2 separate regions of the Homo sapiens genome follow, and region 1 is linked to region 2. A link is a contact called in ENCODE Hi-C data. All regions are on one chromosome and are shown on one strand. The core of a region is the stretch at or near the end of the contact, and the rest is flanking DNA. Distances in the headings are between cores, read along the strand shown. Region 1 has its middle 55 kb from the start of AKIRIN2. Region 2 overlaps RNGTT (RNA guanylyltransferase and 5'-phosphatase).

Region 1 (2,912 bases), core at 339-2,838, 860 kb after region 2:
TTTTAGTAGAGACAAATTTCACCATGTTGGCCATGCTGGTCTCGAACCTCAGATTATCTACCCACTTCAGCCTCCCAAAGTGCTGGGATTACTGCACCCAGCCTTTTTTTTTTTTTTTTTGAGACAGAGTCTGGCTCTGTCGCCCAGGCTGGAGTGCAGTAGCACGATCTCAGCTCACTGCAGTCTCTGCCTCCCAGATTCAAGCAATTCTCTTGCCTCAGCCTCCCAAGTAGCTGGGATTACAGGCATGTGCCACCATGCCCAGCTTATTTTTTTGTATTTTTAGTAGAGATGGGGTTTCACCATGTTGGCCAGGCTGGTTTCTAACTCCTGACCTCAGGTGATCCGCCTGCCTTGGACTCCCAAAGTGCTAGGATTACAGGCGTGAGCCACCGGGCAGAAGTGTATGTTCAAACAAATACATCTTCAGAGTTAACAAAAGAAATATAAGCATGAATTTGCTCATAAATATTTCCCATTTCCTGACCTTCCTATAATTTGGCTTTCACTTAGGTTTTTAATTCTAATACAGAGAGTGCCAGGCACATAGGAAGCAAACAAAAATATATTGAAATGAATGATGTCATCCATGTTGAGCCAAACATATTATGTATATAATTAATAATAGCATGAGTTAAATTAATAAGACAGAGAAATGGTCAAAAAAAAAAAATACCATGGCTGGTCACAGTGGCTCACCTGTAATACCAGCACTTTGGGAGGCTGAGACGGGCGGATCACTCAAGGCCAAGAGTTTGAGACCAGCCTGGCCAATATGGCAAAACCCCATCTCTACTAAAAATACAAAAATTAGCCAGGTACAGTAGCACACGCCTGTAATCCCAACTACTAGGGAAGCTGAGGCAGGAGAATCATTTGAACCTGGGAAGCGGAGGTTGCAGTGAGCTGAGATCACACCACCACACTCCAGCTCAGGTGACAGAGTGCAAAACAAAAACAAAAACAAAAAAGGCCGGGCGTGGTGGCTCACTCGTATAATGCCAGCACTTTGGGAGGCAGAGGCTGGCAGATCATCCGAGGTCAGGAGTTTGAGACCAGCCTGGCCAACATGGCAAAACTCTGTCTCTACTTAAAATACAAAAATTAGCTGGGGCATGGTGGCACACACCTGTAATCCCAGCTACTCGGAAGGCTGAGGCAGGAGAATCACTTGAACCCAGGAGGCAGAGGTTGCAGTGAGCCGAGATCACACCACTTGCACTCCAGCCTGGGCGACAAGAGTGAAACTCCGACTCAGGAAAAAAAAAAAAACAGCATCATAAGCACAGCTCATTCCTAAAGGAAAAGATCACCCCTAATTTGAAAAGGTTTCTGGGCTCATTATCTTACTTTTCTTAGCTCATCATACATGTGCAATGTTTGGCCACCCTGTACATTAATCAGCTCTTACAACATCCCTGTGAAATAAGTAGATGAGGAGTATCATTAGCTCCATGTGGCAGATGGGGCAAACCAAACATGTGGAAATTAAATGACTCACCTAAAGCCACCCAGAAGCCAATGGAGGAAGTGAGATTAGAACCCACAAGCTTCTGCTTTCTGTGCAACCAACCCACAGTCCCCCATTGTGAAGCTGAGCTTGCTCCCAGATTGCCACCTGAGACGCTGGTCCTACTTAGTCACTAATGAGCAACATCCTTGCTCTGGGTGCCAGGGTGGAGAGAGAAGGCACCCGAGCCATGTTTCCTATCCTCAGAGAAAGAAAAATATCCAAACATCTTTAAACTTAAGTTTATTTTTCCCTTCTCAGTACGTAGATAAATAGTAAGTAATTTGAGAAGAAGCTTTATCTTAAAGAAAAATAAGAGATTCAAAGGACAATTGCAATGGGCCTTTTTCAGATTAAAGGGATCTAAAACATTTCTGTTCAATGAGCTTGAAATGAAGTTCAAATTCAGTTCATAAGCTTATCTCCAAATTTCATTTTTTAAAGTACCTCAAACATAAACTCCCACTCAACTCGATCAAAAGCCTCTCCTGCTTCAAGAGACAGAGCAACAATCAGCCCCCTTGTTCATTTAGCCAAGTCAGTGTTCTTAATCAGCATAAAAAACAACAGGAGCCAACGGGTGGTTTTTTAATAAAAAGTGGTTTGATGAGGCTCCAGGCTGGTGGCAGCATTCTCAGCCCAGAAAAATATGAGTCGGGTCCTCAAACACGCAAACAGGCCCAAGAACAGGGACCCACTCCAATAGCCGATATTTATTCAAGCCTCAAACCCTCTATTATGTACTAACTTCCACCTCATCTCCCTGCTTCTCCCTGCTCAGCATTCCACATTTCCCACCCTCGTTTGGATCAAGGTTCAGTGCCCCCTTTCTCACTCCCAAAAATATGTCATTTGGAATTTTCTTCCCTTCCCTTCCCTCTCAGCAATTTGGTGCTAAAGCCTTTAGGTGGGGCAGAGCAGGATAACATCTGTGACTAATGAGGGAAGCCACCGTGGTCCAGAGCTGGGTGTTGGAGCCCCAGCAGGGTGAGAAAAGTGTCTGCACAGGAGGGCTGCTTGCTGTGTGGTGTCAGAGACTGAACAGGATAGGACAGTGTTCCTGCAGGGGCAGCCTGGCTTGGGGTGGCAGAATCCCAGTGGAGTGAAGAGGGTGTCCCCATGGAAGGGTGGCTGGGTATAAAGTTTCAGAGTCCAGGTAGAGTGGGAGGACATTCCCAGGATAAGAGCACAGAAGGAGAATAGGACACTAGTTACAAAGAGGAGATTAGTCAAATAAGTAACTTATTAAGGATAATGAAAGCCAGGTTTCCCATTGTTGGAGGAGGGAGTCACAAATATTGAAACAGAAATCTGGAATGAACCCTGTAGTTGTCCAGTTGAAATTGGAAGTATCTAAATGATGTTATGGTCTTCAATATATTTATATAGATATAGGAATAAA
Region 2 (2,883 bases), core at 191-2,690:
GGCATACTTAATTACTGGCATAAAGATAGAGATACAAATCAATGGAGCAGAATAGAGAGCCCAGAAATAAATCATTGCATATATGGCCAAATGATTTGCCACAAGGGCGCCAATACTACACAATGGGAAGGGACAATCAATATCTTCAACTAACAGTGTTGGGAAAGCAATATCCACATGCAAAAGAATGAAGTTGAACCCCTACCTTACACCATATACAAAAATTAACACAAAAATAAAGACCAAAACATAAGACCTTAAACTATTAAACTTGTAAAAGATAACATAGGAGAAATCTTTTTTTTGGAGATGGAGTCTCCCTCTCTTGCCCAGGCTGGAGTGCAGTGGCACGATCTCAGCTCACTGCAAGCTCCGCCTCCCAGGTTCATGCCATTATCCTGCCTCAGCCTCCCGAGTAGCTGGGACTGCAGGCACCTGCCACCACGCCCGGCTAATCTTTTTGTATTTTTAGTAGAGACAGGGTTTCACTGTGTTAGCCAGGATGGTCTCGATCTGACCTCATGATCTGCCCACCTCGGCCTCCCAAAGTGCTGGGATTACAGGCGTGAGCCACTGTGCCCGGCCAGGACAAATCTTTAGGACATTGGATTAGGCAATGATTTCTTGTGTGCAACACCAAAATCATAGGCAACAAAATAAAAAATAGACAAAGAGGACTACATCAAAGTTAAAAACTTATGTACATCAAAGGAATCAATCAGCAGTGTGAAAAGGCAGCCTACAGAATGGGAGAAAATAATTGCAAATTGTACATCTGATAAGAAGTTAATGTCCAGAATATATAAGGAACTCCTACATCTCAACAACAATAAACAACCCAATTAAAAAAATTGACAAAGTTTCTTGTATACTGAAGAAAGTATACTGAAGAAAGTATACAGCCAATAAGCACATGGAAAGATTCTCAGTCATTAGTGAAATGCAAATCAAGACCACAATGAGATAGCACCTGACACCATCAGGATGGCCACTATGAAAGAACAAAAAGTTTAAATTAGAGCACAGTAAACAATGGGCGTCAATTTTTTTTAAAAAAAAAAGGAACAAAAACTAACAGGTGTTAAGGATGTGACATTGGAACCCTTGCATACTGTTAGTGAGAATGTAAATTGATGCAGCCATTATGGAAAACAAAGGGGTCCTCAAAAGATTAAAAATAAAATTATGATCCAGTGATACTGCCTCTGGGTGTATAGCCAAAATAATTTAAAACCGGATCTCAAAGAGATATTTTCACACCCACGTTCTTTGCAACATTATCCAAAATAGCCAAGAGGTAGAAGCAGCCCACGTGTCCATTGACAGATGAATGGCTAAAGAAAATGTGGTGTATACATACAGTGGAATATTATTCTACCTTTAAAAAGAAAGAATTTCTGTCACATGCTACAACATGAATAAACCTCAAGGACATTATGCTAAGTGAAACAAGCCAATCACAAAAGGACAAATAGTGTGTGATTCTGTTAATACTCGTATGAAGTATCTAAAGTAGTCAAAATCATAGAAACAGAAAGTAGAAAGGCAGTTATCAAGGTCTGGGTAGAGGGGAAGGGGGGCAATTAGTGTTTAGGGAGTATAGCATTTCAGTGTTGCAAGATGGAAAAGTTCTAGACATACACTTAGCATTGCTGAACTGTACACTTAAAAATGGTTAAGATGGAAAATTCAATGTTTTTTTACCACAGATTTTAAAAAGCAATGTTTCATTGCCTAATTTTATATTTGGTTAACAATTTTACTGATTGTTCTATGTCCCAGGCACTTTCAATTATTATTCTTTCAGTGACCCAGTAAATTAGGAACTTGTTCCCCATTTTAGAAATTAGGAAATAGACACTGAAAGGTTTAGAAACTTATTTCTGTTAGACCTTACATGTGGTATAGCAAAACTGTGTTTACCTAACTGAATGAGTTGTCCAATACTTGCATATACACAGTGTTTCCAAAATAAAAGAATGGGTCCCTAGAAAGCAAGGCAAGAGAATTGAGACTAAAATAATGAATATTTGAGGATAAATTTGGCAAGTTTGCTACTTGGAATATCACTTTTTTGGGCATGTCTAGTTCCAAAACCACTGAGTGTATTGCACCTGTTGGATTTGTTGAAAATGCAGATGGTACAATCAAATGTAAAGGGAAAGGAATATAGTTTGAAAGTTTTTATGAAGACATGTGCTGCCTAATCTGCGAATTGAAAGCATCTTTTAAAAACTTACTTCTCGTCATATTCCTAGGTGGTAGTGAATATGTGGGTAGAAAAATGAGAATGTTTCAGATAATGCTAATGAAGTTAAATGATTGCAGTCTACCATATTGTGAGGAAAAGTTGTTAGCCATGAAAGATGAGGACAGAATTAAAATATTACCATGACTGGCATTTGATTTGAAAACTACAAAGATAAGCTTAGGTTCCTATTTATGAAAACCATTCTCACAGCCCAGTGAAATATCTTTTAAAAGGTTCGTAGTTACCATGGATACTTGTTAGCTTTGATAGAGTATCCATATTCAGTCATCTGAGGTGAAGAAGCCAAAAAACCCATCAACTAATGTCACAAATAGCTTCATCTGTAAATTTGTACTAGTTTGGGGATGGAAAGGCTAAGTTTCCTGAAGATTAGATTGTTGGTTAATTGTCACTGCTTGGAAAGCAAAATATTTAGGATGTACATTGCCTGAATTTGATCCTAGTATTCACTATTGATATGTAACTTTTTCATTTAACTAGTACACGGCATTTCTTAGATTTTAACATAGGAATTTAGATGGTTAGACCTTTCTGAAAGTTGATGAAACCTAGGCAGTATACTCAATTTCTGAAAGCCGTAGAGACACAGACAATATTGAAGGTATTGGTCC

Evidence for each region. A loop is a pair of places that touch in the nucleus more often than their neighbours do. Pooled maps may share reads with other maps.
Region 1: a loop to region 2 is called in a map of OCI-LY7, with 5 times the contacts of the local background. The contact joins two enhancer-like sites. A Hi-C loop is called at or near these places in 1 of 168 maps with a recorded cell type or tissue (OCI-LY7), 2 of 37 single-sample maps with no recorded cell type and 1 of 50 pooled maps.

What each region holds. Positions count from the first base shown.
Region 1 is chr6:87,755,672-87,758,583 of GRCh38, reverse strand. No RefSeq gene overlaps it. Among named protein-coding and RNA genes, the nearest start is that of AKIRIN2, 55 kb to the right of the region's middle. Within about 2 kb of position 1,588, at least 7 of the 41 ENCODE cell types and tissues checked have a DNase peak (open chromatin) inside an H3K27ac peak, as active enhancers do; they include OCI-LY7, where a contact is called at or near this core.
Region 2 is chr6:88,614,693-88,617,575 of GRCh38, reverse strand. The region is part of intron 14 of RNGTT (RNA guanylyltransferase and 5'-phosphatase); the gene reads left to right. Among named protein-coding and RNA genes, the nearest start is that of RNGTT, 350 kb to the left of the region's middle. Within about 2 kb of position 1,440, at least 3 of the 41 ENCODE cell types and tissues checked have a DNase peak (open chromatin) inside an H3K27ac peak, as active enhancers do; they include OCI-LY7, where a contact is called at or near this core.